3 separate regions of the Mus musculus genome follow, and regions 2 and 3 are each linked to region 1. Evidence: chromatin loops called from intact Hi-C (ENCODE). Cell type or tissue: heart. All regions are shown on one strand. Links, peaks and the distances in the headings refer to the core of each region. The heading gives the core; the rest is flanking DNA.

Region 1 (10,673 bases), core at 820-8,819:
CGATTGTCATTTCGGGCTTTGCACCGTTTTAATGAATGCCAAAACTGTTTTCTCAGTTGATAGACTCTGACAGGACCAACAATCGCAGATTAGAGAGAAACTTCTTGCTTTTCAACAAAGGTTAATAAATAGTGACAGCATTAAGTCTAGTCTGATTAACTATGCTGAGAGATATTATTGCCGTTTGCAACGCAAAATCATTATTGGATTAAGCACAGCATATAAAAATGAAATGTGAGTTTTAATCTCACACAGGGAGCACAGGCGGCTCGCGTGGAGGTGGGGTAGCACGGGGAGGCCCGTATTAATTTTTAAGTCACTCCGGTGAAGGGATATTACATGTCATTTTTTTCTGGTCTGGGTTTGGCCAGGGGAGAAGAGGCCCCTTGGATGTGGAAAGGCAGAAATGGTGAGCAGCCCCTTGGGCTGAATTGTATCAGAAAGGGATCCGTAGTCAGAGTCCCACATGACTAAGGGACCACAGGTAAGGGCCTGGCTCTCAGGGCACCTGGAGTTCCCATCTTCCCTTGGGGAAAAGACCAGACCCAGGTCAGAAGCAGGAGGTGGGGAGATGTCCCAGCATGTCCTGAGGGGAGGTGACAGAGGAGGGGAGGAGGGGGCACAGCTGGACCTGCTGGAACACCAACCTGGACCAGGGGGAAGAAAGACAAGACCCAAGGGCTGAGCTCCCTCCGTCTGCCCCACCCCAGCCCTGTCCCAAGGTCCACTCTGATTGTAGACCTGATGAAGATTTGAACCCACGGAGCCTGGGGCAGTGTGACCTTCCAGAAAGTGAGGAAGGTCCCACAGCTACCTGCGAGCCCAGAGGCTCCAGGAGCCAAGAAACAAAGATCCCAAGCCAAGATACCAGAGACAGGACAACCAGAATATGGGTGCAGACAGTAACAGCGGAAGTAGTTGCCCCCCCCCGCCCCTCCCTCCCAACTCCCCCTCCCACACACGCTGATGTGAGAGTTTATGGTAATTTTCAAACATTTCTTTGGAAGTCTTTGGAGGATGTCACTCTGCGGAAGACTGGCAGGTGAAGGGGAAGAGAGACGCACCTGTCCCTTCCATCTTGTTTCTGAGGGCACTGATGGGCAAGGAGGACGGCTTTCTCCGTAGAGAAATGTCCCACGCAGGAACAAGATCCAGGAACAAAAGCCATTGTAGGGACCTCAACAACGAGAAGCTCAAGGTGACAGCTAAAGCCACTGATCGCACTCTCAGCGCCAGGAGGGGGACACCCAGATCTGGTGCACCTATTGGTGCCACACCATACAGCTACATCCAGGGTTCTTGCCAGAAGCATCAAGTCAAACAGGCACCTGGCCAGGCCTCTGGACAAGGGCTTACAGGAGATCCCAAGGGAAAAAAAAGGGGACAGAAAGCTGGGTATAGAATCTCATACGTGTCATCTCAGGGTCTGGACTCAGTCACCTAGGATGCAGAGAGTCTGAATCTAGCCAGGGCTACATGAGATCCTGGTCTCAAGGTTTAAAGGAGAAGGTAGGAGACAAAGAGAGTGGAGGGCAGAAAAGGGGGCGATGGCTTAGCCATACAAGCATGGGGACCCTGGTTCTAGTCTCCAGCATCCATGATCAAAAGCCACACTTGTAGCTCCAGTACTGGTGAAGCAGAGGTGGGCAGATCGCTGAGTCTTATGGGCCAGCCTTGGCTACCTGGCAAACTCCAAGCTGATAAGAGACCCTGTCTCTAAAAACCAAGGCGGACACCACTTGAGGAATGACATTCCTGGCCTTCCCAAGTATGTGGGACTTAAAGACACATACATACATGGTGGGGAGGGGACGGGGACAGAAAGGGGAAGTTTGGGGGCAGGGAGGAGGGGAAATAGAATGACATCAGAAGCCTCAAGTTTGTGAAACATGAATAAATAACTGTGAAGATAAACCACCAGAGGGGGAGAGAACGCACATTGACTCATCAATGTAAAAAGGATGTTGGAGTCAGAAAATGACCCGGGGTTGCACCCCACGGCAGTCAGCATTCAAGGGAAGGGGCATCCTGGATGCTAAAATTAGTGGGGCCAAAAGAACGAGCAGCAGGGCAACTGGCCAAACGTTTCCCCCACTGGAAACTTATTGATCCCTCACAGGGGAGGAGTAACCCTTTCGGGGAGAAGCCAGTTGACATCAGGTCAGTAGCAGCCACGGCAGGGACCACTGTGGCACCTCCTGACGGGGTGCCCTGAGGACGAGGACACGCTCTCCCTCTTCCGACACGGCTGCTCAAGCCACACAACCTGCAGGCAGGCGTTAAGAGGACAGGCGGCCTGCAGAGCAGAAAGGTCAGACCACATCCGAAGTGCCGGGTTTGGAAGGACCAAGACTGAAGAACTTGTGCTGCTTTAAAGGGGACTGAGGCTGGGAGGTGGCTCTGCTGGAGGTGGCCCTGTTGAGGAGGTACCCACCTAGCACCATGTAAGTCAGGTGCGATGGTGATGCACTGCGGGGAGTGGGGGAATGCAGGAAGAGCACAAGCCCAAGGCCATCCTAGCAAGCTCAGCACTAGCCTGGGCTACATCAGAACCTATCTTTAAAAAAAAAATCATGATGGTGACTAAATGGAGCAGAAACAGGCTCTGGACTAGGGACTTGTCAGCAATGCCCAGTTTTGGGGCCCCGACCTTCGCGTACATGGGCCCACACACAAATGGGTAGCTGTGGCGGCCCTGGAGACTTCTGGTTTTGCCCAGGTTGAGGCCCAGCTCAGGGGACAACAAAATGTAACTTCAGAATGACAACCGTGCCCTATGGATTAGCTGGGAACCCTGGTGAGCATCGGTGTGCCCCAGTGTCACAGAAGAGACTGGAAAGCTGTAGCCTGGGCCCGAGGAGGGGTCTGCAAGCCAGGATAGAGCAGTGGGATAGCTGGGGTCTGGGCAGATTCAGAGGGTTCGAGAAACAGGGACAGGGTTGTGGTTTCCACGGCATGGTAGGCTGTCACTCAGCACTGTGTGGAGCATGTGGCTACTGCCCGATGTCACCACAGCTTGTCCACTCACTGACCATCTCACATGGGTGGCTGACCCAACATAGCTGCATAATGTCCTTACCTCTCCCCATCCCTGTCCTCTCTCCTGTCCCCAGTGGACAGCCATTGTCCTCCTGTATCTCCTGAGACTTGTATACATTCCTATCTGTCCATAAAGTCCTAACACAATTCTGTGTCTTCCGTACCACCCCTTTCGGTCACGCGTTGTCAGAGGTGATGTCATTCAAAGATCTCCTCCAGGAAGCCCTCTAGGATTCCCCAGGGCTCACGGCCTCTCTTTTGGTGTCTCATAAACTGTATTGCCTATCTGCTAGCAACTAAACCTCCTCCCTGGGGTTGTGGGGTACAGCTTGGTGGCAGACCTTTTGCCCAACCTGCGAGAGGCCTCCACCCCATCCCAGCGCCACAGTCAAAGCTCTTGGGATGAGTCACAGCTTCAGTCAGAATGCCTGTCATCTACCAGGAGATGGGACTCTCTGTCCACAGCACAGTCCCCCGGCGAGGCGAGAGTACTCACTCTCCAGCCACATCTACTAGGAAACTGAGTCACAGGGAGAGAAAGCCATTGGCACACAGTCACATTGGGGGGGGGGGGGTGTTGGAACCGGGGGTGGGGGTGGGGAGGAGGAGACAAGGGCAGGCTTCTGTTGGTTCCAGAGCCCTCCCTCCCTGTGAGGGGAGGCATTGAGAAAGTCACTGCCCTCCCGCACAGCTCTGGCCAGCAGGGGCAGGGGGAGCTCCCTGGTCCTCCTCCCAGGCCAGTCCTGAATTTCAAACCATCTTCCTTTGCTGAGTCACTACCCCTCAGCCCTTGCAGGGGAGAGAGAAATCAATACCCGTCACCTATCAATTCAAATGATCTGGCGAGGGGCCCCCAAGGCCATGGCCTTCCTTCAGTGGCCCCAGACTCCCACCTTAGTGTAGTTAAGACAACATTCCCTCTAAATTGCCCCTAATATTCCAGACATGCTGCACAGAAAGAAGGGGGGAGCAGGGGGCAAAGTTGGGCCATGAATCTTGGCACCTGAACCCTCAGTGTGGCCCTGAGGCTATTTAGGGACAGCACAGAGCCACTGGGCAGATCAGCCAAGGACAGATGCTGGCTGGGGAGAAAGGTCACAAGATGCCAGGGTACCAACCAGGTCAGGTATGGAACAGGACCTCATGTGCCCCCAAAAGGCTAAAGATACAGCCACAAGCACGGCACCAGCAGCCACAGAGCCAGGGCGGGGCTTGACGGGGACAGGGTGGTGAGCAAAGGTGGTGAGAGCCACTTACCACCTGGGCAGAGGGACCCTCCAGTGTGACACCCACGTTGTTCATTTACTGCAGCTGCCAGTGAGGGGCTGCTGAAAGCGGGGGTGGGAGTTGCCTGCCGAGACAACCGCTTCCCAGAAGCTAAGTACAGTCAGCCATGTCTGAAGCCAAGCCTGGAACTTTCAGGCCACCTCAGCCAGTGACAACCTTTATCTGTGTCCGTGGGATCCCCCTGGAAGGGCCTGGAGTTTCATAATGTCCCTAGCATGGTAGGGCCAGCTACCTAACCTGGCCTTCTGTTAGGGAAATGCATGGGTCTGTTATAGGGTGAAGGGAAGAGGCTCTGCCCACAAACCTCTTAGATGAGAGAGCGCCCCCTGGAGGCAGGACTCTGCAGGACTCAGGTAGGTACCGGTAGCCACTGAGTAAAACTCTAACCCTCTGCCTCAGTCTTCATATTGTCTCAATATCTTCATTAAACCAGCAAGGACAACTTCCTCAAGAAAGAGGAAACGATACAGGAAGTGATTTTAGAATTCACTTCCTATGCCAGCCACCAGTTTAAATGGGTAAGGTGGAGCCAGTAAGACGGCTCAGCGGGCTAAGGTGCCTACCACTGAGGCTGGTAACCTGAGTTTGATCCCTGGGACCCACATGATAAAAGGGGAGAACCGACTCCCTCAAGCTGTCTTCTGACTTCCACACACATGCTGTGATGTGCACATGCCTGTACATACACACATTTATTATTATTATTATTATTATTATTATTATTATTATTATTATTTTGGTTTTTGTAGACCAGGCTGGCCTCGAACTCAGAGATCCGCTGGCCTCTGCCTCCCAAGTGCTGAGATTAAATGTGTAGGCAACCCCACACAGATTATACACCCAATTTTTAAACAGGAAAAAAATATAAGTAGCTAGAGGGGGCCAGAGAGATTAGGCAGCTGGCTACTAGAGAAACCAGACTTCTACAGGAACCTGGAAAACGGGGTTTGGTTAAGTGCTTTGGGGAGTATCCCTGAATACCTTCTACCCACCCAGGCCATGCACGGTGCTGCAGCCCTGAGCTCTTCACAGCGGCTGAAGGGCATGTTGACTCTGGGCACAGTACGGTGCCAGGCTCTGGGGCACCACCACACACCCTTGCTTCCGAGGCCTGCCACCAACATTCACATGTCAGTCGGCTCTAGCGAGAGCATGTGCCAGTTTGAGCTGCCACAGCCGCCACAAGCCCGATGCTGGCCGGGCGGACCAGCGCTGAGTGAGTGCTGCCAGCACCCTGCCAGATGCTTCTGCCCAGGGTGGCTTCAGCCAAGTTGGGACCTACTGTGCCAATTTACTGAAGAGACGAGGGCAGAGCGGCCCACCCACGGGGCACCACCCTGCAACCCCAAGCCATGTTACCCAACACGGGCAGAGCTTCAGAGAAGCAGCCCCCACACGGGCTTTAACAATGGAAGCGTGCAAGCTTGCAGGCTGGGGGCTGTTTTAATCTGCGTTCCGCTGTTCCAGAAATAACAACAATAGTGCATGCTCTGTAACCTTTTATGTAAAAACGAGAAGACACCCTCACAGCATCAGCGAGAGGCAGGCACGGTTAATCACGTCACCCGACGGGTAGGGAGACTGAGGCACGGATAGGATGACCTGGCTAGGGTCACACATGGCTAGGATTACACAACCCATGCCACCTGGCATGCAGACCTGTACTGATCAAGAAAGACTTTTCTCAGTAACAAACAAGGAACAGCCACCACCCCTGAAGCTCTCCCAAATCCATTTTCAGCTGCTGCTAGGAGATTCAGAGAAGCCAAGCAACGTGCTCAAGGATGAACAGCATCTGACACACTACTCTGGACATAAGCTAGGTCCACTGTGTATCATGAGGTGCCTGACTTCCGGTTTGTGACACGTCCTACGGTAGGTGGACCCAGGCAGGGGACAGGTTTCCCTGGCTAGGAGCAACTGGCTAGCCACTAGGCTCCCTGAAGAGTAAAGGGGGCAGGCTGTATCCCAAAGAACACAGAGCCATCCTGATGGTGGAGACACCTTCCTTGAAGGAGCTAGGGGAGCCAGGGGGGAAAGGGCAGTATTTGTCATCCATGGGGCCACAAAGCCTACAGTACTACAGACAGCAAGCATATCTAACCCCTGGCAGCAGGGCCGGGTAGAGTAGACCCAGCCACAGCCTTGGAACGGGATCTGGGGCCAGCTGGGGTGCAGCCTGCCTGTTCCCTCAGCCTGCCCCAGCCTTCCAGGGCCAGGCAGGTCTGTGGCAGCCCCGCTCTGGCAGGAGCCAAAGGAGTGCCCTATGTACACACACATGCAGCTTGCATGTGTCACATACGCTCACGTGTGCCCGTACCATCACTCATGCAGAACGCTCACACACCGCGCACCCACACGGCACACTGTCCACATACCCTGTGCGTGCACCCATGTTCAAATGCACTTATACGCACCCCTGTACATGTAGAGCGGTGTAGGCTCACACATGTCCACTGTCTGCCACACATACCCGCAACCACAGGGATCCACAACCATGGACTCCTGTCTCCCCAAGATCATACGGGGTGCAGAGCGCAGACCCGCAATCAGCCACACCCATGGCCATCTCCTGAAGATAGATAAGAGACCCAGGAAGCCACAACCCCAGAAAACACACACACACCACACACACACACACACACACACAGAGAGAGAGAGAGAGAGAGAGAGAGAGAGAGAGAGAGAGAGAGAGAGAGAGAGAGAGAGAGAGATTTTCACACCTGATCTCATATGCCGGCGGTTCTTAAAGACATGACAAGAGTGGAGAAAGCTTTAAAGCCACACATTCCCCCACACGGACCACACGGTCGGCAGGACACAGGCAGACTCCAGAACGCTGTCTGGAATCCTGTCCACCCCACATCTTCCTGCACTTACCCTGGGCAGCTCTGTCTTCTCCAGGGCAGACAGTGCAGCTATGTCCAGTGACAGCAGGGGTGGGCAGCGCGAGCCCCTGCGAGAGTGAGCTGAGCGAGGGCCGCCAGCAGCCTCGGCACATGCAAAGAATGTGCAAAAATAAACGCGAAAGGCTGCTAGCGGCCCTTCCCACAGGACTCGGGCTGACGCAGGTTCTGCTCCGCAACAAACATCTTCCTTCTAATTTTAAAGGCTGTGTGGCATTACCTCCCCGACTCTCAAGACAGCTAGATGTCATCTCACCCCCTGAGCTGACCACCGGCAGGGCCAGGCACTGAAGGGGCACGAAGTGCTATGTCCCAGGCTCCAGCCCTGAGACCTACTGGTCACTTGAGTCTAAACTACACTGTCCCTGCAGGCCCCACTAAGGTGGTCGAGGTGATCAGGAGTCCCAGATCTACAAAGACACCCCAACTTCTCCTCAAAGTCGTATCTCAGTGAGGTGGATCCCGGTGACCCCAGCTCTGCTTTTGAAATAAGCATCACACACAAGTAGCTACATCTCCTGACAGTGGGGGCAGGATACAAAGTGGGGTTCCATCACCCACCCCACACAGCCCCTTGCCTGCATACCATCTTATCCCACGCCTCCCTAGAGGGCCTAATCTGGACCTCGTAAAGGCTTGGATGAGAAGGAAGATCACACAGATAGCAGAGTAGCCTATGTGGATGGGACCCAAGGCCAAGATCCCAAAATGCTAGCTTAGCTCCAAGTCTGGGGGACCCCAGGCCTTCTGGGCTGTGACTCTGCCATTTGCTTCATCTGCCTCTTCCCACTGAAACAAACTTGGCGACCTCTGAGCCTCTGTGTTACTTTGTGCCCCAGGTGGGGGACCCAGGATCTTGTGTCCATCAGGCACCCTGGCTCCCACCTGCTCTAGGATGCATAACGCAGGCTGCTGTCCCCACGCAGACAGCTGGCCTTGGCTTCCAGGCAGGCCAGGCACTTACCCATAGCTCCTCCGCCGCCAGGCTCCCAGCTTAAGCCAGCTTGCTCTACCTACCTAGTCCTTGGTCTGTCTGATCCTGGGATGCCCTGAGGGTACTGAGCAGCCTGAAGTGAACCACTAGACCAGGTAGTTAGAGGATGGATTGATAAATCAATGATTTGTGCCCCCACAGCCTAGAGCTTAGGGCCACCCTCCCACAGATGCCAGAGAGAACCAGAAAATACAGATGCAAGACCCTTGAGACCTTCCTCTAGGGAGGAACGTGACACAGCATCTTGGCTTTTACCTGCTCTGCTAAGGGCTAACAGGTCAGACCCCTACAGGCCTAGAAGGAAACAAGTGGGGGTCAGAGGTTATCTCTCTGAGGCTCCAGCAGTGCACTCCCCAGTGTGCACTCAGTCTCCAGGTTCAGGACCCTGGACAAAGCTCCTCCCAGCTCTTCCTGCCCTCTGTGGTGGCATGACCATGCTCTGATAAAAAGGTCAAGTACACAGGTCACCACAGCTGCGGCTTAAGCCACTGCACAGCTCCCTAAAGTTGATTGACCAAACGCCCAGCCCCAAGTCCAAACTACACAGGAAGGGAGCCCCGTCAGCCCCAAGGTACATTCACCTGAACCCCGATACACGCTCACCTGGACCCAACAAGATGATGAAAATCCTGCACTGTTCCCTGTGCCGGGTGCAGCTCCTGTGTGTGAAACAGCACCAACCCTGCGCTTGCAACAGCAGCGTGTGGCTCCTGTGGCTGCATCCAGTCCTGGCCCTGACTGCCATTGAGTGAGGTGTCCCCCTCCTTGAGCTGAGACAGGTGGCCTTCCCCACGATCCCAGTCACAGCCGCCAGACTTACTTATCTGGCAGCCCCCATGCAGCCTAGACTCATGTATTCCTAACCTTTTTTTTTTTCTGCCATGTCTAATATGATTTCTAAGCTCCGTTTCTGCTGGCACCCAGTGCTTGGCTCTTGGACTAGTTTGTTTTTAATAAATAAAGCCAAAAAGAGAGAGATCCAAGCGTCACTCCGTGGCGCCCAGGCTGAGGTGAGGGAGGAGGGCTGGGAGCAGTGTGGGAAGTGGGGGACAGGAAAGGAGGAAGGAGAGAGGTAGGTAATATGGTGTATCTAAGACCCTTGGGCCCATCCCAGAATAACATGGGCCACCCCTGGGGCTCGGGTGGCATGAATAGTGGAGGACCCCACAGCACCTTCCTCTGACTGGCATGGAAGTCGACAGGTTCTGTGGGAGAAGGCACAAGGGAGTGTGTGTGGGCAAGAACCTGCTTTTCCGATTCTCCAGCTACGCCATCGAGAGCACCAGCCTGGGGCCTGGTCTCCATCATTCCAAGCACGGAAGCCACTGGGACAGTTTCCCAGGACTACAGTGGTGGGAGATGGAGAGCCAAGGCCAGAAGCTATAGAACGAGGCTTTGGTTCATCCTTGCCAATGCTGAAAGGCTCTATCTTGGGCCCTGTGAGAAGTCACAAGGGTGTGAGCCAGGTCCCGGGGACAGCAATGCTTGGCACACTAGGCAATTCTTGCTCTCCCCACCAATGGAGAGCTCACTCAGAAACTGCTGCATTCAGGGTCAGCCACGCCCCAGGCACTCCGACCTGGTCCCAGATATATCTTAGATGCCACGAAAGGAATTCAGCCTGACCAGGGGTGGGGTGGGGTGGGGGGCAATAGGGGAGGTAGTGGCTTGAGCCACCCTCATTTCTTAAGCTCCTCTCTGGCTCTCCCCAGGACAGATTGGGGCCAGCACTCTGACCAAGCACGCCCTGAGTCCACTGGTCCGAAGTATCCCCAACTGTGGCTTCAACATGTTGGGAGGGAGGCAGGTGTGATGGCGTACCCCTTTAAACCCAGCACTTGGGAGGCAGAGGCAGGCAGATCCCTTCGAGTTTGAGGCCAGCCTGGTCTACAGAGTGAGTTTCGGGACAGCCAGGGCTACACAGAGAAACCCTATATAGAGGGGGGTTAAAAGCCAAAAGATATTGGGTGGACAGTGACCATGCCAAACAAAGCAGACAGAGGCCACAAGCTTCCTGGGGCCACAGAGAACGGGCATGAGGTGCCTCTCAGTGTGAACCATCAGACAGCACTGCTGATGGCAAGTCTGTCAGTGAGCATAGCCAGAACATTCAGGACATAGCCCTGAATCCTCATCCTTGGGAGCCTCGAATGTGCCCCTCAGGACAACCGGGGTGGAAAGTTCCAGGCCACTCACTCACAAACGACGAAACACATGTACAACAGCCAACTCGTTTATCCTTGCCTCCATTTCAAAGACCAGACCCCCTGAGAGGGCCAGCCACTTGCCCGAGGACACACAGCTGGTCATGAACCAGACGTGATCCCAACTGCCACATGGTCTTCTTCTCCCCAGTGAGTCAGGCATTCAACAAAAGCCACCTGTGAGGATTGCCAGGGGGTGACTAGTCCTGGGGAGATGGGGCTCCATTGCTCATGAGTCCATTT
Region 2 (10,673 bases), core at 1,124-9,123, 130 kb before region 1:
GGATAGGCAGAACACGGAGACACACACACACGAGGAAAAACACAAAACAGCCGGGCATGATGGTCCATCTCAGTGTTTAGAGACAGGGAAGAAACAGGCAGAACCGAGCTCTAGGCTCAGTGAGAGATCCTGTCTCCAAAAAAACATTAGAGAGTAATCTAGGAAGACAGCCGAGGTTGACCTCTGGTTTCCATATGCAGGCGGCTGGAGCCAGGTGTATCTCTCATCTCTGTAATCACCGCCCTTGAGAGCCTGGGGCAGGAGGATCGCAAGCTTGAGGCTAGTCTCGGCTACAGTAGAGATTCTCTTCAGACAGAACACACAAATCAAAAGCTAAAGCGGAACAAGGCAGGCAGAAAGTAGGACAGCATCGAGCTTGCCCAGATGCAAGGGATGCCTGGGTAGCCTGGTACCCTCACCATCAAAGAGTCAAGAGCCTGCCTAGTGCCCTTGGGCAGGTGTCCCTCTAGTCTGATCTTGAGGGGACGGATTACTGGGTCATAATTCAGACTGAATCTGCTAGGGTATCACAGTTTTGAGAGCCGGGCTGGTGCTCTCTCTCTTTCATTCGTCAGTAGGGGTTCCTGGTCAGAGCCGTGTGCCTAGCGTGTGGTCCTGCATGCTTCGGGGCTAGCTGGCACCTCCAGGCTGTCCCTGAAGTCACTGGGAAGCCCCATTGGCGCTGTGCTCAAAGCTGAGAAGAGCTAGCCTAGGGCTGCAGGGAGCACTCCGGGCTGCAGGGAGCACTCCGGGCCCCCACCACGTACCTAGGTTGTTGTCGGTGAGGACCTCCTTGACTCTCTTGGTGATGGAGTATGTGTCCAGCTCTGGGGACATGGCCACCATCTCCTGGATGCCCCCCGCAGCCTGGCTGCTTGAGAAGGGCTTCCCACCCAGGGAGGAGCTGGCCCGGCCTTCGGGCTGCTGATTCTCCTTGCTGCTTTCCAGCGACAGGCCCAGAGGCTCCTGGGACGTCTTTTCAGGCTCCGTGGGGCTTGGGGGAGGCGATGGGGAGGAGGTTGGCTCCGTGGGACTGGCTGCAGGCAAGAGACGGTGGAGCGGTCATGGCCGTTGAGTGTGGCTGGGTAGCATGGCTTGCCAGAGCTGAGGCTGGTACCAAAACACCCGCAGCCACCACAGTGCACCCCAGGAAGGGACCTCTCAGGTCTTCATGGTAACATAGCCCTTCCTTGTTCTGTGGTATTGAGGGGTGAGCCAGGTCCTTGCTATCCCAAACAGCTTGGCTCCTTTCAAAACTTTCATTCTGAGCTATGGACCTCCATACATGGCAAAAACTGGCTTTGAACTTACAATCCTCCTGCCTCTGCCCCCAGAATGCTGTTTGCCTGTCCAACACCTGTCTGGCCTGTCTCCTGCCTACCTGTCACCTCTCTTGCCTATTGGTTTCTGCCAGATGTTTGTCTGCCATTTGTTTTGCCCGCCTGCCTGTCTGTCTACAGTCTGCCTTCTACCTGTCTACCAGCCTATCCTTGTTTTGTAGCCACAAATGGAAAGGGACCTCCAGGCCTGTTGCTAAGGTAGGACCTGCAAATTCTGCCACCTGACACTCTGTTCTGGTTTGTAACCGGATCCCCATTTTACAGATGGGGTTACCGACCCTTGGCCGGAATCGTTGCCTCTTTGTGGTCTCCGGGGCAGGTGGGCCATCCTGCCTGAAGCCACGTGTTCTGAAATAAATGTCACCCACAGGACCCCAGCAGCCCTGCATACGGGCCCTGTGACTTCAGGTAACTCTCCAAGCCTCTCTTGTTTCTAGCTCTGCAAAGTTCAGGCTCCACCCTGCCATGACGTCACCTATGAACACAAGACTGGCCCAGGCCTGTGCTAGGAAAGATTCCGAGGAACAGCATGGAGTCTCTAGGGAGCTGGTGAGTGTGATTTTGTTGGGACACAGGGTTGTTGTCCTGCCTGAGTCCAGGCCTTCTGCACCTCTGCTGAGTGGAAACTTCCTCCCATAGGAAGGAGGGGAAAGGGGGTGTGGGCCAGGGACCCCTGTTCAGGTGACAGCAGTTGAATGGTGTCTGGGATGCAGAGAGGGCAGAGGTGGGCATGCAAGCCCACTGACTTGGGGTAGAGCCCAGGCATTGTACCCTCACTTACCTTGGCTAGCGCTGGGCTGCTGGGTTGGGGCTTGGCCCTGGCCCTGGCCCAGCTGGTCCGACAGCCACAACTGCATCCGGATAAAAGGCTCCCGGCCCTTCTGTGTCAGCTTGCTCCATGGCTTTGGCCGTGACAGCATGTCACTCACGCTACCCTGAGACAGTCCCAGGACCTGCAGGTGGAGGGTGGCTCAGCAAATGACCCTAAAGGGCATCCCATGGTCTCCTCCAAGATGCTACTCTGAACCTCCCCTTAAGTCTCTTCCTCCAGTTCTGATCTTTTCTTTTATCCCCTCCTATTTAATGTTCCAGCACTGGCTGGGGACATTATGGAATGGACTGGGCTGAATCTTTACCCTTCAGGGGCTGGACCATGGGAGCTAAAGGGCTGTAAAGGGCAGGGGACTGGCTGTTAACTGGTTCAGTGTCCAGGGATGGCTAGACGCAGGAGAGACACCCAGAAGAATGGCTTCCTACCTGGGTCACCCTCCAGTCTATAGGTCTTAGGGCTAAGGTCTCAGTGGGCCTTGCTCCTGGGTCCCCCCTCCTCCCCCGGGTCCACACCTTCTCCCCAAAGATGCGCTGGCAGATGCCGTTCTTGGCTAGCTTCTCCTTGACCTGGCGTGTCAACTCCAGCGTGTCTACCTCCCGGTACATGTACAGTTCATACTGCTCGGGTGTCAGGGGCGGCACAGTGGGTTTGAGTGTGCGGGGCACGTATGCTGGATAGTAGGGCAGTCGCCCGCCGCCCACCTCCGGGGCTCCGGCCTCGGCCTTGAGCTCTCCCACCCTGGGGGCCTCGTCCTCGCCCATAGCTGCTTCGTCCTCAGGGGCGATGGTTGCCTCGTCCCCACGAGGCCAGGCTCGCCCATTGGGCTGTCCGGAGTAGCTGGAGGAGGAGGAGAGGGAGGGCGACACGGAGGCATAGGGACGGCTGAGCAAACCACGGTCTGATGCCCAGTGGTGGTCAAAGTAGCCGGCATCGCCGATCTCCGACTTCACCTTGCGGATGATCCGCTGCACAAATGCAGCGGGGGACAAGACAGCAAGCGGCGCCTGCACAGTGCTGCTGCTGCCGCTGCCACCACCGCCATCTTCCTGCTTCACGCAGGTCAGGGCCCCATTCTGGCTCGCAGTGGCTGGCGAGGGCCGCTCCGGAGGAGAGGGAGGCACTGAGCGGCCCCTGGGACCCGACTCCATCTCCAGCAGGGCCTGCTGCTGGGCTTGCATTTCTCGGCGGGCTTGTTCCAGAATGTTCTTGATGGCATCTTCCGAGGTGCTGGAGGAGGCTGTGCCGTTGGGGATGCTCACGGAGGCTGGGGAGTTCTTGGACTCACCTGTGATGGGGTGGACAGGGGCCCATCATCGTGACATAGTTGTATGTGGCATCTGTGTTTATACCATCTAAACATGGGGGCAACCTCGGTGTTCTACAATGGGAAGACTGGTTAAGTAAGTCATGGTGGGTCTTGTCTGACTGTCTGGTGCAATATTAGGCAGGCATTAAAAAAAAAATCAGGCCAATAGTAAGATCTTAGTATATGTGGAGAAAGTGAACAAGGAGAGGAGGCAGTGTTAAAACAAAGCCAAGGGGCTGGTGAGATGGCTCAGAGGTTAAAAGCACCTACTCTTCCAAAGGTCCTGAGTTCAAATCCCAGCAACCACATGGTGGCTCACAACCATCTGTAATGAAATCTGATGTTCTCTTTTGGTGTGTCTGAAGACAGCTACAGTGTACTTACATTAAATAAATATTGAAAAAAAAAACCCAAAACAAACAAACAAAAAAAACAAAGCCAAAACCCACAAAAAGCACGCCTTTTATACACGCTGTTATACATTTATACAAACCAACCTCGTGAAAGCCTAAGAAGGTCAAGAAAGAGGCAGTAACTCAAAGATGCGCTCATGAATTCTATAGCAAAAGCCCGTGGTGGAAACCCAACCATCCAAAGAAAAAACAGCCGGGCGTGGTGGCGCATGCCTTTAATCCCAGCACTCGGGAGGCAGAGGCAGGCAGATTTCTGAGTTCCAGGCCAGCCTGGTCTACAAAGTGAGCTTCAGGACAGCCAGGGCTATACAGAGAAACCCTGTCTCGAAAAACCAAAAAAAAAAAAAAAAAAAAAAAAAAGAAAAAGAAAAACCAGTGGTTAATGAGGTCGGGCATACCTTTAATCCCAGCAATCAGGAGGCAGAGGCAGGCGGGTCTCTGGGAGTTTGTTAGAGGCCAGCCTGGTCTACAGAGTGAGTCTAGGACAGCCAGGGCTACACAGAGAAAGCTTGTCTCAGGGTTGGGGTGGGGGAAGGGAAGGTGATTCAAAGTCTAAGTCTCCACAAGCTACCAAGCAAGCTAATTAAACCACAAGGTGCAGGGGAAAGTCTCATCAATGGACTGATAGGAAAAAACCAGGCTGACAGCTATCTGAGAGGGAAGAGAAGGGGAGGAGCGGGGAGGGGGGGAGGGGAGGGGGAGTGTCAGGTCAGACGCACACAGAGTCTTGGGTCGGAGTCATAAGTCCCAGGGGCTCAGTTGGTTCTATGAATAAGCAAAGGAAGACAAACAGGAAGTCCACACAAGGAGTAAGCAGAGAGGATGTCACAGACCCAGGCCGTGTCTCAGGACAGCAATGGAGCCGGGTGTGACTAGGGGCTGCCTCTCTCTCCCTTCTAGACAGTGTTCTCTGACTACTGAGCCAGACAGGTCACCATGGCCTTCCTCCATGATCCTGTGTCCCTGGGTAGCCTCCACCCTTGGGCCCACGACACAGCCATTAGAATGACATTTTGTTTTTCAAACTAAAAGCAATAGACCAGCATTGAGTCTCGGAAAGTAACCCAGCGTGGATCCAAGTAGGAACCTAGAAAAACATTTAAAACAGGAAGGGATGACAACCCAGGAAGTGCCAGTCACATGACTTCAAAGTCCAGCAACAGGCTGGGGAGGCTGAAGTGGGAAGCGGCTTGTCTTTGTCTCTGTCTCTCTCTTTTCGAGACAGGGTTTCTCTGTGTAGCTCTGGCTGTCCTGGAACTCACTCTGTAGACCAGAGTGTAGGCCTCGAACTCAGAGATCCGCCTGCCTCTGTCTCCTGAGTGCTGGGATTAAAGGCGTGCACCGCCTCCGCCGCCGCCACCACCACCACCACCACCACCACCACCAGCACTGACTAGCCTGTCATTGTTATGAGCAGCTTGTATAAATGCCTGCCCACCCACCTCCACCCTGGACACTTCCTTTGGTTTTGTCAAGAACACGCCTGGAGCTGGCATTCGGCCATGCCTGGTGCCCTGGGCTGGGCCTTCCCAGCTGTTTGGAACATATTGGGGTAGGAGGTAGAAGTGGGAGTGGCCACCCTTATAGCTTAGTACTGAGTGTGAACACTCCCTTCAGCCCCGCTGCTGACTTTAATGCTTCCGAGTCTGTTTCTGACCCTGGGGGAAGCACTGAGAACGTCAGACACCCAGGGTCTGTGTAACTGAACTCAAGGCTGTGCTGCTACGCCTCAGCCACATCTGCAGCTCACGCTTCACATCTGCAGCTCCGGACTAGCATTCAGTGGGAGCCTGGTGGTGATGATGGTGGTGGTGGTGGGGCACACCTTTAATCCCAGCAATTGGGAGGCTAAGGTGTCCCAGTAAGAGTAAGTAAGAACTCTTTTGAGTTCAAGGCCTGTCTGGTCTCCAGAAAAAGTTCCAGGACAGCCAAAGCTACACACAGAAACCCTGTATTTAAAAAAAAAAATCATGAATGGCTCAGAGGATTAGCTGGTAGGGCAGGGTAAACTCCCTCTCCTGTGGCCTCTCCTAGGGACAGAGGCGGGTCTCCACTGAAGGCCACAGTCACGGATAGATTTTCCTCATAGGACTTTGCAACTGGAATACATGCACGGATCCACCAGCAGGGGGCAGCAGACACCGCACAGTGGGGTGGGAGAACTGAGCCCAGCATCCCAGGATCCCAGGCAACCAACACTGCAGGGTGTTAAGTGTATAACTTGGCCTAGCCATAGAAGCCCCCAAGCCATTGGCAGGGACAAGGCCAGAGCCATTGATGGCAGGCAGGATCACAACAAAGAAGGTGGTTTTGACTCTAAGACTCTGCCTACAGTCTTCTGTGTACCTGCCCCTGGCTGGTGATCCCCTTAGCCTTCAGAAAGGAGAGCTAATATCATTCCCGTCTTAAAGATGAGAGGAGGGAAGCACAGAGAGGTCAAGTCATCAATACAAGGCCACACAGCTAATCAACAGCTGAACCAGGATTTATGGCCAGTCCTGCTATCTTGTATTTGGTACTGTAGGCCACAGTGGGAAGCATACCAGGATAGGGGGGGGGGGCTTCCTGGAGGAGGTGACACTTAAGAGAGTGGCGCTTGGCTAGATGTCCTGGGAAAGGGGATAGTCTCAGGGTCCGGATGTCTTGCTGAACAGCTGAGATTTTGTTATGGGGCAGGTAGTGAGACACGGGAGAGACCTGAGCTGTGGCATACCTGCGTGTGTTCCAGGAAGGCCCTTCTGGGGCCCTGGAGGTTACAACTGACCTGGGAACACCCTGGGATGATAGAGGAGATGCAGGCAAGGATCAGAGGTCATGGGCAGAGGCCACACTTACCCCCCTTCTGAGACTCTATCTCCTTCTTGGCCTGCTCCAGGATGCTCTTGATGGCGTCGTCCGAGCCTGTCTCAGGTGTGCGGATTCTCGGGGTGATGCTGCCTGGGAGGGGCACGAAGGTGGCGGCTGTGGGGCCTGCAGGGGGCGGGGTCAGGCCCTGGAGGTGGGCAGGAGGGTATGGACCAGATTGTCCTGGGGTGGGTGGGGAGGGTGACAAATGGTAGGTGGTGTAGTGACTCCGGCTTTGGGGCTGGAACTAGGACCCTGTGCGTGCTAGGTCAGTGGTTAGGGCTGGTTAATGGGCCAGGATGATTATGGCAACAGCGGACACTTCTTAAGCAGTTCGGAGCTCTGGGTCCTTTTAGCCCCTCCCCCACGGGCCAATGTCGAGAATGGGGTGGGAGGTGGAAACTGAGGAATCAGCCCAGAGCTGGGGCTTAACTGCCCAGAAAGGGCTGCAGAGGGAGGGAGGGGTGGCCCAGTGCAGGAGGGAGCAAGGTCACGAGTCTGTCCCTCGAAATAGGGAAACCAAGGCACAGGGTGGTGGCTCACCCACCCCGGGGTCACCCACAGCTCTGGATGGCGGTGGGGCTCCTCCGTGGCTTACCTCGCTGCCTCACCTGGATGGTGCGCAGGGCCAGCACATTCTGCTCATCCGACAGGAACTGCTTCATCTTGATGAAGGGCTCCTTGCCTTTCACCGTGAGCTTACGCCACGGCTTGGGCCGGGCCAGGATCTCACTCACCGAGCCCTGCGACAGTCCCAGCACATAGTGGCCAAACACGCGCTGGCCAATGTTGTGCTTGAGAAGTTGCTCCTTCACCTGAAAGGCGATCTCAGCCGTGTCCAGCTGCTCCTCCTCTGGCCCAGCCCCATCCACAGCCTCCGGGGCCCCTGTGGGCTCGGGGCAGGGCACGGAGGCAGCAGGAGCTGATGGAGGCTTGGCACCACCGTAGAAAGTCGGGGGGAATGCCAGCAGGTTTCCCGTCTCCCCTTTGAAGGCAGCTGGGCCCATCATATGTTTGGATAGCAGTGAGTCCCCAGCCAGCCTCTCCCCCGGGGCCAGGCTGGGGAAGGGGGACAGCGAGAAAGTCCTTGGCCCATCAGGACCCAGGCTGGGGCCCAGCAGGGGCTGCGCAGGGCTTGGGGACAGCGGGTCTTCCGGGCCTGGCGGAGGTGGAAGCTGAGGAGGGTAGGGGGGCTCCGTGCCCAGTGAGCCCTTGATGGAGTCATCCTCCGAGGGGTCTTCCTCTAGAACACCAGGGGGGATGCACAGACAGACAGACAGACAGAGGTGCAGAGGGACCAATTGTGATGGAGGGGAGGGATGTGCAGAGGCAAGAGAGATGGTTAGAAAGGGAGAGAGAGAGAGAGCAGAGACAGAGGATATGGGGTAATGGGGGGACAGGATGAGGGACTAGCTATAGGTCTCAGAAGCCATAAATACCCATGCTTGCTGTTGTCCCTCATTCTCGAACCCCACCTCCTCAGACCCCCTTCAAATGCTAGCTTGTGGGACCCACCTGCTGCCATTGGGGACATTATCCTAGCAAGCAGGAAGGGAGTCACAGTCACCCCAGGGGTCTAATGCCTCCAGTGCCTAGTCACTCAGGCCACCCAGCACTTCCCATTTAAGAGACCAATAATGAGCCTGCCATCTTGGCGAAGGTCACAAGGCTACAGGGCCACTGAGCCATTTGTGGGAAGAAGGGCAATTTTAAGCTGTGGGCCATGCCCTGGGGGTCGGCTGTAGGGTAGGGTATAGACACCCCTCCCCTGACTCCTGAGTTCTTATTAAAGTTCCAGTATCCAGCTAGAGTCAGGGTCCAGGGAAGTCACTGGGAGCCTTGGGTCTACCTGTGACCCTGAACCTGGGAAGCATCACCCAGCAAATGCCCAGCCTACATCCCCGGTCTGGATTCTTCTGCCTCATGAATTGCAGTGATCCTGGGGCATGAAGAAGTCCAAGGGCATCCTTGTCCAGCCCCTCAGCCCAAGTGCCCCCTCGGTGAGTTCCTCGTCCCCTACCAGGGCTGGCCAGCAGCGCAGGCTTCTCCAGTAGGAACTTCTGTGTGGGGAAGAAGACATCCTTGGCCACAAGCAGCGGGTCGTCAGGCTTGGCCAGCGTCTGGGGGGTGGGGTGGGAGGAAGCAAGGGCGAGAAGGTACGGCTGGTGCAGACTTGATGGAAGCAGCCAGCTTTGGGGGACAGGGACAGCGGTGGCAGGGATGTGTACCTGTGGGAGGCTGCAGGTGCTGGAGGCCAGCTTCATGGCTCTCAGGATGCTGCGGGGAGAAAACAAGAGGGGCCGGAGGTCAGCAGGAGGAGATACCCCAGGTGGGGTCCTGTAGACCAGGCTGGGTTCGAACTCACAGAGATCTACCTACCTCTGCTTCCCAAGTGCTGGGATTAAAGGCTTGTACCACACTCACCACACCAAGTCATACTTGCCTTTCTTTTTTCGTTTTTCTATATTTCATTTTGCATATGGTCTCATGTAGCCCAGGCTAGCCTCAAATTCATTTTGTAGTGGAGGCTAGACTAGAATTCCTGATTCTCCTGCCTCTGCCTCCCAAGGACTGGAGCACCACCAATCTGTTCTTCCCTTTGTCTCCTGTTTCTGACTTCCTCCTCGCTTTCCCTCCCATTCTCACCCCCTCTTCTCCTTTCCTCTGGGGTTCCAGGGAAGGAACCCCAGGCCTTTGGCACACTACCCATGTCCTCTCCCATTGAGCCATCCTGCCTTGTGGTTTTAGGCTAGACATAGGTAGAAACTACCAAATACATATTTTTTTCCAGAAAGTTCCAAAATGCAAAAACTGGATTTGCCTCGGGACTGCACACTGAGTACTAATGTGGCCTCGTGGCAAGGGAGGGACGTGCAGTTACCGTGTTAGGAATCATGGGAGAAGAGATGATGAAGTCACAAGAGGCTGCACCTGGGTTCCATGGAGGACACTACCACAGTGCTACCAGGCCCGGGCTTAGTCATCCCACCCTGGTGACACCAAGGGTCAACTGTCAACTGAAAACTGTATCAACTGCAGGCTTAAAGTCACATGTTCCAGTGAGTTGGGTCTGGGGAGCCCCGCATGCCCACAGCCTGCGTTTATCTGACTGCCGAGGAAGTCCCCAGTTTCCACACCACAGTGACAAGGTGACAAGGTGACAATCTCCACAGCTTCACGGAAAAGGACCAGTGTGCTGGTTTGTTTTTCTGCCAACCTGACATGAGCTAGAATCTTTTGGGAAGAGGAGGTCTTCACTGAGAAGGTGCCTTCATGAGACTGGCCTATAGGCAGGTCTGTGGGGGGCGTTTCCTTGATTTAATGATTGCTATGGGAAGGCCCAGCTCCTCTGCAACCAAAGTGGTCCTGGGTGCTCTAAGCAAGCAAGCTGAGCAAGTCATGGCGAGCAAGCCAGTAAGCAGCACCCCTCCATGGCCTCTGCATCAGCTCCTGCCTCCAGGTTCCTCCTGCCTTGGCATCCCTGGGTGATGGGACTGGATGGAACCCATAAGCTACAAGATGGCGTATGTTGGCGCTTTATCACAGCAACAGAAACCAGGCGAGGACAACCAGTTTGTTTTGTGGAGGCCCAGGCCAGGCTGCCAGGCCTCCTGGCTTGACCTCCTGAATGCTGGCTGCACTAGTGAGCCTTTGCCACCACACCTAGCTGTGACTGGACTGGTTTTGACAGAGAGAGAGATGTGGACCCCAGAGTGGACATGTGGGGGAGGAGCTAAGGAGCTTTCTGAACAGTCCCAGCCAACATGGTACCTCAGCTCTGTTTTAATCTCTTCATAGTCAGCCTGGGCCTCGAGCTTTTCTTGGAGTTTCTGGAAGACAAAAGGATCTAATGAAGCTGGCCCGTGCTCCCAGCCCACCACCGCCCGCCCCTGCCACCCTGGGACCTGCCTCTATGGCCTCGGACTTGGCAGCTAGCT
Region 3 (10,673 bases), core at 793-8,792, 53 kb before region 1:
TGAGCTACATAGCAAAACCTATTCTAAGAGAAGAAAATCCTGGGCTGGAGGGATTACTATGTGGGTAAAAGTGACTGCTTCATAAGCATGAAGACACAAGTTCAAATCCCAACCCCAATGTGAAAGGGCTGCACTGGGTGTTCGTGAGCCTGTTACCCCAGCATCGTGGGAGTGGAGGCTGGAGGGTGGCTGGGCTTGCTGGTCACCAGCCTCAGGCTCAGTGGGGAGCCCCATCCCAAGAATTAAGGTTGGAGATGGCTATCTTCTCTGGCCCCTCTACACATTAGACATGTACAGCACCACATGCAACACACACACACACACACACACACACACACACACACAGCCATGAGACAAAACTAAAGCTCTTAGTTTCCTGTTTGAAAAGCTTCACACATGTAACATGGATGGGCTCTCTGATTACAGTAGCCTTCAAGAGCTCAGCTCCTGATGGGCGGTGGTGGCGCACGCCTTTAATCCCAGCACTCGGGAGGTAAAGGCAGCCAGATTTCTGAGTTCAAGGCCAGCCTGGTCTACAGAGTGAGTTCCAGGACAGCCAGGGCTACACAGAGAAACTGTCTTAAAAAAACCAAACCAAACCAAACCAAACCAAACCAAACCAAACCCCTCTAAGCTCTCACATTAAGGATGGGAATCTGGGGATCCTACAAGCCTCCTTTGAGAAAGGGAGAGGGAAGTGGCCCTCTCTGACCCAGGCTCTGTACCAGTGGGATCCCAATGACAGTAGTGGGAGGTGACTCCCTTCTTGCTGACCAGGTCCTGTATGCAAGGCCCAGTGCTCAAGGTTCATGGCTACTGTCCCTCTCTGCTGCCAGTCCCACTCTATCTCTGTCTCAGCCCATTTTAATGATGTATAGACAGGTACCAGAGGCTGCAGGCACCGCCAGACTCAGGCGGACTCGGAGGCTGTACCTGGCTCAGCATGCTTGGCTTTCTTTTCTACACAGAGACTTGGATGTGACAGGTGACATAGGTGTCACAGGTGACCCAGGGGGCAGACCCTGAAGCCTCATCGACGGGCTCAGGACACTGGCCTCGTCCACCACGTCTTAGTGGGACTTTGAAATGGACTGGGTCTGTCCTTCAGTTGGAGAGACTGCTAAGGCTATCAGGAGCCAATGTGAGTGGATCGAGGACAGTGACAATCACACAGGGAGAGCAGGAGAGCAGTCATGAGTCAAATCCAGCTGGTCACTGTGTCGTGAAGAAACCGTCACCTCTGTGAGCCATGTTCGAGGAATGACTCAGTCTAGATCTCAGTCAGGCATTCAGGAGGGAATGAAGGAATGGAGGATATATGACTAGTGTAAAGGTCGTCGTAGCACTCCTGAAGCAACCTCTTAGGGCTGGGGTCCCTAAGGATGTCCTAGTGCCTTCCCAATCTCCAAGGGCAATGGGAACCACTGAAGTGCTTTTTAACTGCAGACCAGCAGAGGAAGACCAAGCAGTGGAAAGGAACAGGAGTGGTGGTGTGTGTAGGGGCGTGGGGTGGAGGGTGGCAGGGATGGGATGGGATGCAATTCTTCATAGAGCCACTAGGGGGCACTCACGGAAAAGGGGCTTTTGCTGTACTGCTATGAGGGAAGACTTTGAGAGGTCCTGGGAACGCAAAGGTCCCCCGAGGCAGCAGAGCATGCCTACTTGGTTGAGGAAGTGCCTGGAATAGGAAGTAGCAAGGAAGGGCGAGGGAGGTCAGAGGTCACGGGAGACCTAGACAGCCTGGCTCTACATCAGGCCCAGTCACAGATACTGCGTGTGATCTGTACCTCAAGGCAGCCCTCCTGGTTCCTAACTCTGGCCCTACAGAGAGGCACGGAGTGACAAGGTCACACCATGTGCAGCTGGCAAACGGTGGTGCCATTCTCCTCCTCCTCCACCTATGGCTGCAGTAGGCTCAGCTCACCCTTGTTCCTCTCAACCACAGGACCTTTTCACATGCTCCTCTCTCCACAGTACGCTCTGGCTACCATCCCACGGTGCAGCTGTACTTGGGAGCTCTGCTCAAATGTCACAGCTTCCAGGAAGCCCTGTCACTGTTCGGGCTACACCAGGTCTAAGGGAGAAAAGCAACGGAAGGGAGTAAAGGGCAGTGATGGCTTGTGACAGCATCTCTGGGAGGAAGCCAGGAAATCAGGGAACACAGAAGACAAGAGGCTGCAGGAAGACAGGGCCCGTCTAGCTCCAACCACATCAGCGGGCACAGCAGGGCCCTGTTGCGTGCCCCAGGCCTCTCTTAGGAGACAGAAGCTGGACTCTGCAGATAGCCCGTGGCTGGGAGCTTAGAAGGAAGTATGGGATTCCCAGGGACTTGGGGACCCACCTGTGCCTCTTCAGGAAGAGCTCTGGACTTAGAGCTGCCAAAAGACAGCCGTTCTCCCAAGATGAGGTCTCAGCCATGACAGGACTTGGCTAGCAGCTATGCAGACATTAGCCACCACAGCTCACGGCTGCCACTGACCAGGCCAGCCAAGGGAGGCACCGCGATGCCACCACCGAGCCAAGGGCACCCAGCCAACAAGTAGTAGCCTGTATCTGTGCCCATATCTGATGCCAAGAATCTGCGTTCATGTCCCTGCATGGGTTTCTAAGAGTAAAAACCTGGTGTTTTGTTTGTCTGTCTGAAGTCATCGGTGAAGACAGTCACTGACACAGTGAAGGGACTCAGCACAGGGTATCGTTCCCTGGATGTGGTCACCATCAATGTCCACTTAGAGACGCCTACGCCACCCCAGTCACTCCGCAAAACTCTCTTTGCTCCTGCAATGGGTGTCACCCATGTCTGCTTGCTCGGTGAGCCGTCTGCACAGGTTCACCACGCCTAAGCCTTCACGTTCACACGCAAGGCATCTCTCTCATTTTCACAGCTACAGGGCATTCTATGGGGATGTGACTTCACCCATGAGCTCAGCTCTCCCAACCGACAGTAGATCACTGTTAGTCCCCAACACACACGGACAATCTTCACGGACACATGATTAGTCTGAATCCTTCACGCATGGAAACAAGAGGTTATTCTTGCTGTAGTTTTGTGTTTCTGCCAGAGTGTGTATGTTTGTGTGTGTGAATTGTGCATGTATGTACAGATGTGAGCATGTATGTACATACACGTTTGCGTGTATGGAGACCAGAGGTCAATCTCAAGCATCATACCCATGGAGAGAGAAAGAGTCGCCCACAGGAACCTAGAACATTGATTTGTCTAAGACGTCTGACCAAAGAGCACAAGGAATCCATTGCCTCCCTCATGCTGGGATATATAAGTGTGTAGCCATGCCTGGCCTTCCACACGGTATGGGAATACAGGCCTTCACGCCAAAGCACTTCAACTACCGAGCCATTTATCCAGTCCTCTCGTAGGTCATTTTAAACCCCCCACTCCTGGACACTTAAGTTATTTATGATTTCCTCTTCGTGAACACAGGTTGTTTCTGATCCTCGATGCAGGGACACGCACATCACTGTCAACGTCCGCTCTGTTGATATGCCTCTGGTAACCCCTAGATATCCATTGTAGGTGTTCGCAAATGGATGTATTTAAAAGACACCAACGTGGGCTTGTGGGGGACAGACAGGGTTGCTTGTCAGTGTGGCAGCTGTTCCTGGCTCCTCCCCGAAAGACCCTGTTTTTGCTGTTGCTGCCCCCACCTGTGAGGGGTTCTCTCTCTTTACAGTCACGCAGAGGCCTGTCTTACAAATGGGTCAGGACAGAGAAATGAAGAGGGGCCGGAGGAGAGACACAGACAAACCACTGCCCAGAAGGCAATCTTCCTTGGTTGTCAAGAAAGAGAACGGGTTGGGTGGCCGTGAGCTCAGTGACTTTGGAGAGTCACTTGGCTCCTGTTGGGCCTGGTCTGGAGAGTTCCCAAGGCCATATGCCTGTGTTAGCCACAACTGTCCTCCAGGGGGCAGCAGACCAAACAGAGTTCGTGGCTTGACCATAGGGATGTATAGATATGTCTGCTGCCTGTGACCTTAGTCACCAGGACAAGGAGGGGACTGCAGATGTTTGCTTATGCACCCGAGGTCATGGAGAACAGAGTGAACCTGGGGTCCCAGCCAAGGTCAATGTGACCTTGCAGTTGGTGTCCCTGATCATCAGCCCAAAGCGGCGTAGTTCCCAGACAGGTGGTCCATGAGAGCATCTGCTTCCGGATATCCTAGTGCAAGGGGCCTCCTGGAAGAGCACCCCGAAGCGTCCTTGTACCCAGAGCGTCCTTGCACAGAAACTTCTGAGTGAGACCAAACTGGTTTCTCTCAATGCCCATAAATAGGAACCAGGTTCCCCACTCCAGGCCTGTGCAGAAAGACAGCCTGGTTATCCTTGGCTATTCAGGAGCCCAGACAGATCCTCACAGGAGGCTCCTGCATTATTCATCCATCCATCCATCCATCCATCCATCCATCCATCCATCCATCCTTCTGTCTGTCCATCCATCCATTCAACACTGATGACATTTTCTCCTCCGTGAAATGAGACCCTCAGCTCCAAACCCCAGCTTACTCTTGGACTTCTTTACTGTGCAACCTTGGGCAGGCCCCTTGGTGTCTGTATAACAGTCTCCTGAACCCGGGCAGCTAGGAACAGGAAGGTACATGGAGGCTGCTGGCTTGGGATCTGCAGCAGCTGGTGGTATGCAAGGAGCAGGTATTTGACCTCTGACCTGTCCCATGGTGACCCTTCAGGCTCCCCACCTGCTCTCCTGTGGGATCCTTCCAGGGCAGTGGAAGAGATGTCCTTGGCCTTGATGTCTTCCTGAGCCCAGTCCATCTGATCCCAGAGTCCAAGCCGCAGCCCCTCCTCCTGTATTATCAATGTCGAGTGTTCTAAAATTAGCCCAAGGCTGCCAATTCCGAGTGGAGCTGGCTTTTGGGAACCAAGAGGCCTTGGCACTGTCACCTGAGTCCTCTCTCCATCCAACCGCATAATGAATTGTCAGTCTCTGCTGCCCCACTGATGGGCTCAGCTTCACAGCTATTCCCCTGTCAAGGACTCTGGGGCTAATGGTTCCAAGAACACAGATCAACCAGAGGATGCCAGGATGACGGATGGGCTCTTCAAGAGCCAGGATGCTGGCCGCCAGGCTGGGCAACAGGGGGTACCTACTTTGCTTGTACCCACAATTGCCTGAAGCTTGTTCTGCCAGTGCAGAAAGGGTGCCACCTGTGGTCCCTGTGTGGAAACTCATTATTCCAAGTGGCACCCACCTCCGAGGCTGAGGGGTTCCCAGGATGGGGCCTGCACACCTGGTAAGGTCTCAGATGCCATGAAGAACCGGTAGACCACACCCACTCATCAGAGATGCTCAACTGGCTCTGAGTCTGCGCTTGATGTCCTGAGCTGGGTTTTAACACCTCTGCATCCAGCCCAGCCACCCCCACCCCCGTGTGTGCGGGCCTGTGCATGCACACAGGAGTCGGCATTAGTTATTTTCTTCGTTTGCTTTCCATCTTTATCAGATGTGCCTCTTCCTGTCTTTGCACACATCTGACCTCAAAGCACTGGGATTCCAGAAACATGCTGCTGTGTTTGGGGTTTTACCTAGGAGCACACACTAAGAGCCTCTTTACTCATGGGGCCACTGAGACACCTGCAGCCTCTTGTGTTGGTTTTCATTTTTTTTTTTTTTTTTTTTTTTTTTTGACACAGGATTTAACTACTCAGTCCAGGCTGGTCTTGAATTTGTGAGCAGTCTGCCTCCAAAGCACTACCTTAAATACCTTTATCTTTCATCTTCCCCCCTTCTCTGATCCCCCAAGACTCATGTTTCCCAGGCTAGCCCTGACTCTACCATGTGGCTAATGATGACCTTAAACTCCTGATCTTAAACTCCAGCCTCTACCTCCAGAGTGCTGGGACAAAAAGCAAGCATCACTCTGCCTGGAACCTTTGCACTCTTTTAGTGGAAATCCTTACACACCTTCTGTGGGTTCCCCTCCCCCAAGATAAGTCACGCCCCACCCCCATGGAAATTATCCAGTATGCAGGTCAGGGCATCCCCACCCCCGCCCCACTTCTTCATCGGATCCCAAGGATCTTGTTCTGCCAACCAAGTATCTCACCCAGCTGTAGATATCATGAGGAAACGGCAAACAAAGAGAGAGATTTAATAACTGGAAACAGGAGAGAGGCTGCAGAGTTTAATTTTTTTTTTTTGTATTTGCATCTAATTGCAATCAACAGACTTCTGAGCCAGTGACAGGCTCAGCAAAATTGCTGCTGAGAGAACAGAATCTTTGTCTAAAAATAATCAGACATTCTGCGCACCGCTGTTTGTTATAACGGTAATCGATGCTGGAGGCTTTGAATTCCATCAATTTATAGATCAGCGCAGGGCTGCCCGGGCGATGGGGCGGCGCACGGCGGGGCTCGGCCAGCACCAGGCCGGTGTGTGATTAAGATAAGCCCCGGTTCCTTTCATACATTCCTTAGTGGGGGCTCATTCTCCGGCAGGCGGAGACGTTCACCGCAGTTAAAGATCACTGCAGCTTCTCAGACGCCAAATTTGAGGGGATTGATCAATAAATCAAATCAGGCCGATCGATCGGCCAATCAGGAGAGTCTAGCCGGTGCATTATCGCCGGCGCCTTCCAAGCCAGAGCTTTTCATGGCTTCCATCAAAACAGCCTGGCCCTGGCCGGCAGCCAGCGGCTGGCCTGTCTCATAGCCCAGGCCGCCGAGAGGGGCTGCCTGCCCAGCGGGAGAGCAGTAAATTTCTCATCAAACAGCGGATGGAGGAGCAGGGCGAACATCTGTTGTGCTGCAGTGAGTGACTCTGACAGACCGCCGCCCGACGGCAGCATCCCCGGGGCACGTGGGGAGGGGGGGCCCATGGAATGTTCCACTGGTTACGTCCAGCAGGTAATTTAAGGAGACTTTTGCATTCTTCTCACAGCTGCAGCCTGAGCGCTGCAAAGCCGATTCCGGCACAGTCGATAATAAAGACCGTCCGGGGACCCTGCAGGATGACGGTGGTTTTATGATCCCCATTATGTTACAATGTAACTTCATTAAACGCTGTTTATTCCTTTCTAAGCACGGGGAGGGCCTCTTGCGTGCCCATCAAGGTGGGGCCCAGAGGTGATCTCTACAGAGAGGGTTCCAGGCCATCTATCTTCTCTCAACAATGTTGAAGAGCCTCACCCACCTGCCTCTCGTCTCTGAGGCAGGGGGATGGCCTGGTCTCTGTTCCTTTCCACACACACTCTGGCAGCTGGGTGAGGACCAGGTGATCCCCGACATACATAAAAGGACATCACAGCCTCCAGGCAGGAGCTGAGAGGTCTGGGAAAGGAGGGAAGCAGGGCCCTGGGGCCCATCAGACCCTCACAGCAACGCCCTCCACCCTGCCCCTTTGGCATAAACATTCCTGAATCAAATGGTGGGGCCATGCAGACTGGAGCCAGTGTTCCTTTTGCCTCTCCACACTGATATTAATCAAAATAAACTGTCACATGGTCTCTTGTGAAGGCCGGAATTCTTCTCTGGGGACAGTCTAGATGTTAGATATAAAGGCTTCTTGGTAGAGGCCTATAGGTTGCAGGGCACAGAGAGGGAGCTCTTGGGTCCAGGGTACTGGCTTAAGAAGAGGCTACTCACATTGTGAACAGTGGAGGAAACTTCTTTGCCTTTGACAACCAGGTGGGTGACAAAGACTTCTGGGTCAGAGGCCCCTGTTCCCACACAAATGGCAGGGGACAGGTTCCACTTGGGACACAGTAGAATACCAGAGTCTTCAGGCAAGCTGGCAACTAACAGGTGACTCAGCCCAGTGGAGCTAGGACCCAGTGACACCATGAAGCCCTGGGATTGCCACCATGCAGATGGGGAAACAGTGAGAAGTTTCCTGGGCCCACGGTCGCATGGTCCCACGGTCACGTGATCAGGGAACACCAAAGCTCAGGGCTGGCTAAGTCTCCACTCCGGGTACCTTGCACATCTGTCTGTCCGTATTCTGTATGTCTGTATTCTGTATGTCTGTATGTCTGTCCGTATTTAATCTTCCAGCCTCTGCACCACACTGGGTATTGGTATGATGTCCCTTCTCCAGGCCCAGAGACACTGAAGCTCAGAGGGAGTAGTTTTTAAGTTGTGAGGGGCAGAGTTGGTTGTTAAGGGGCAGTGTCTCTCCATTTTTGGAGCCCCTACTGGGCTTCTGCATAGCTCTGAATAAAGAGGGATTCACACATACATACACACCCTCCCTCCTAGGGCACCCACTGTGACCCTTGGCCAGGGCCCTCCACACAAATCTGTTCTGACCTTGAGCCACCCACTCAGTAGTAAACAGAAAGGCTGGCAGTACCTATCAGCTTCCCTCAGCTGCACCTTGCCCTCTGCTGATTCTGTCCTTGGGGTCCCGCCACAGCATAGCAGGTGGATCCCCCCCCCCCCATCCTGGTAAGCACTGGCCACACCCTGCCATGACTCGGATGCCACAAATTCCCAAATGCCACTGGTCCTGACTCCTGTATATCCTACCACAGGCCCTGTCACCAGTATCCACTCTGGTGGGTGTGAATGCCCACACCCCACGGGTGCATCTCTGTCTTCTTTATAGTCTCCTAACCCTCAACACCACACTGGCATCACAGGGGCCTGGACGCTAGTTGTAGAACAAACAAAAGAGAGCTGAGCCTGACCCTCCTGGTGTCCCAAAGACCACAGGACCCATTCTGTTCCCCTTCACAGATAAGAAATCTTTGAATTCATGGTTCAGAGCTATGGTCTCAGTGTGGGGAGGGGACAGCGAGCGGGGGGGGGGAGGTGGGGAGGGGACAGCGAGCGGGGGGGGGGGGGGAGGTGGGGAGGGGACAGCGAGCGGGGGGGGGGGGGGAGGTGGGGGGGTGCGGGATGGAGGATGGGAGGGATGGAGGGAGTCCATCCACACAGAGCTGATGAGAGGGCTGGCCTTGTCGAGCCAAGAGCAAGTCACTGGTTGGCCCGTCGTTCTGATACAGATCCGCCCAGGGTCCCTTTCACAGAGACTACAGAATATTAGATTTATCACACACTCAAGCCGAGATGTGCTGCCGAGATTTCGGGACAAGATTTATTACGCTGGCTGGCTTTTAAAATGAAAGAGAATCTTCCGACTAAAGCAAGTTCGGTTAACGGGCGAGAATGGCAGCCTGCGAGTCCTCAGTCCACCAGGACCCACGAGTCCGATACAAGCCTAGGGGCGACCTTAAGGGAAGGCTTTTCACTCTGGATATCTGTCAGTCTGTCTGCCTCTGCCGACCACAAGCTGGCTATACCTTATCCCTGGCCCCTACAGCCCAGACACTTTGCATGGAGTGGGTCTCTGTTGTTTTTTTTTAATGTATCTTTATATATTTTAGTGCCTATACAAAGAATAAAATGATACACATTTGTGGAATCCCGTGGAGTAATTCTGTGAATTATGTAAGCTATATTCCTGTGAGATAGGCGTATTTTTATCCCATTATATGGATGAGGAAACAGAGGCTCTGAGAGGTAGAGGATCACTTTGACAGACAGAAGCAAAATTCACTAACCCGGAGCTGGCTGCCCCTCATTCGAGAAACCAATCCCCCCTACTTCATCTCTGGGGTACCACAGTGCTGCCTAGCCACATGGCACCCTGGGAGATCCTCTGAAGAGGAGACCCCCAGCCCTCTGTTCCGAGAGTCAGCTATAGGAAATGCCAAGAGGTTGGATTTCGGTCCTCAGGTCCCAGAAGGCTTTGCTGAAGCTGGGTACATGGGGCTCAGCTCCCAGAAAGGCGACAGACATCCTGGAAGTATAAGCTATGAGGACACTGGTATGTCAGAGGGAACAGGGAGCCATGAAGGTATCTGGCCAGGGGAGACCCTGGTCAAGTGATTCTGCCCTGCTGGGACCCCACGCACCCCACCCCAGCTGGTGATGTCTAGAGCCAGATCCCAGGCCCTAAAGCACCCTGGCTGAGTACTGTGATGACCTCTGCCTTTAGTCCCCTAAAACCACTTTGAAAATCCCAATGGGGTACTGCCAGCATTAGAGGTACAGCCCAGAGGTGTCACTGAATAATGGCTCGTCTAAATCTCAGCAATTTTGTGAGCCGAGTCTACTAAATCTTGCAGGCAGCTGCCCTAGGGCTCAGAGCTTGGAGCTGTGTGGTCTGAGAAAGCTCCCCAAACAGGGTTTAGGTCAACCCAAGGAAGACAGTGAGGGGGCCAGGGAAGGCTGCCTGTTCCCACAACCATCCTAACATACAGTAGATGACCAGTTTCTATGGGCAGGAAAATGGAGCCTGAGGCAGGTGGCTGGACCCCAGTGACTTTTCGTTCCCCATCCTAGGCCGACACTGAATCTTATGCCCACGATAGGAGCAATGACCAACTGAGGCTGCTTCCAGAACCTTCCTTAAGTGGACCATCTCATCTAACCTTGCCTAGAGTCCTAAGATGAACGCTGGTTGTCTTGACTGTATATAGCGGGACCCCAAGGTTCTAAGATAAAAACACACTGGAGGCCACGGGGCTGGCAAGGAGAGTCGGGATTTGAACCTGGGTCTGTTCAGTCCCTCGCCTACAGATCCCTCTGTTCTCCCTCAGCCACGTTTGTGTGAGCGTGTGGAGGCTGGAGGCCAGGCTTGAGTATGGTTCCTTTGAGTTTTTCAGACAGAGTCAGGGTCTCTCTCTCTCTCTCT

The links. Hi-C counts contacts between places; a loop is a spot of excess contacts. Peaks named below come from ENCODE experiments on the same cell type or tissue, not always from the same donor. Only the 100,000 strongest peaks of a DNase experiment are listed, where the experiment ranks them.
Region 2: a loop joins it to region 1, with 9 times the contacts of the local background. A loop is called at or near these places in 5 of 42 quality-filtered maps.
Region 3: it touches region 1 in a loop (6-fold over the local background); 13 of 42 quality-filtered maps call a loop at or near these places.

What each region holds. Positions count from the first base shown.
Region 1 is chr5:121,995,025-122,005,697 of GRCm38, forward strand. All of the region lies in intron 2 of Cux2 (cut-like homeobox 2), which reads right to left. Among named protein-coding and RNA genes, the nearest start is that of Cux2, 49 kb to the right of the region's middle. In heart, for the core only: a CTCF peak has its summit at 4,660 (motif pointing left); DNase peaks (open chromatin) are centred at 4,227 and 5,497; H3K27ac peaks cover 298 bases; H3K27me3 peaks cover 373 bases.
Region 2 is chr5:121,866,324-121,876,996 of GRCm38, forward strand. Cux2 (cut-like homeobox 2) reads right to left here. Exons shown (of 23, transcript NM_001312908.1): 12 at 10,645-10,673; 13 at 10,507-10,565; 14 at 8,964-9,012; 15 at 8,756-8,855; 16 at 7,334-7,978; 17 at 6,727-6,828; 18 at 2,685-3,457; 19 at 2,122-2,293; 20 at 768-1,037. It overlaps Gm52785 (a long non-coding RNA gene), which reads left to right and starts at 1,033. Exons shown (of 3, transcript XR_003955779.1): 1 at 1,033-1,889. In heart, for the core only: a CTCF peak has its summit at 6,013 (motif pointing right); DNase peaks (open chromatin) are centred at 1,848, 4,718, 6,028 and 8,918; H3K27ac peaks cover 238 bases; H3K27me3 peaks cover 1,565 bases.
Region 3 is chr5:121,942,090-121,952,762 of GRCm38, forward strand. All of the region lies in intron 2 of Cux2 (cut-like homeobox 2), which reads right to left. Among named protein-coding and RNA genes, the nearest start is that of Gm52785, 80 kb to the left of the region's middle. In heart, for the core only: CTCF peaks have their summits at 1,575 (motif pointing right) and 3,928 (motif pointing right); DNase peaks (open chromatin) are centred at 4,722 and 6,652; H3K4me3 peaks cover 1,523 bases; H3K27ac peaks cover 2,476 bases.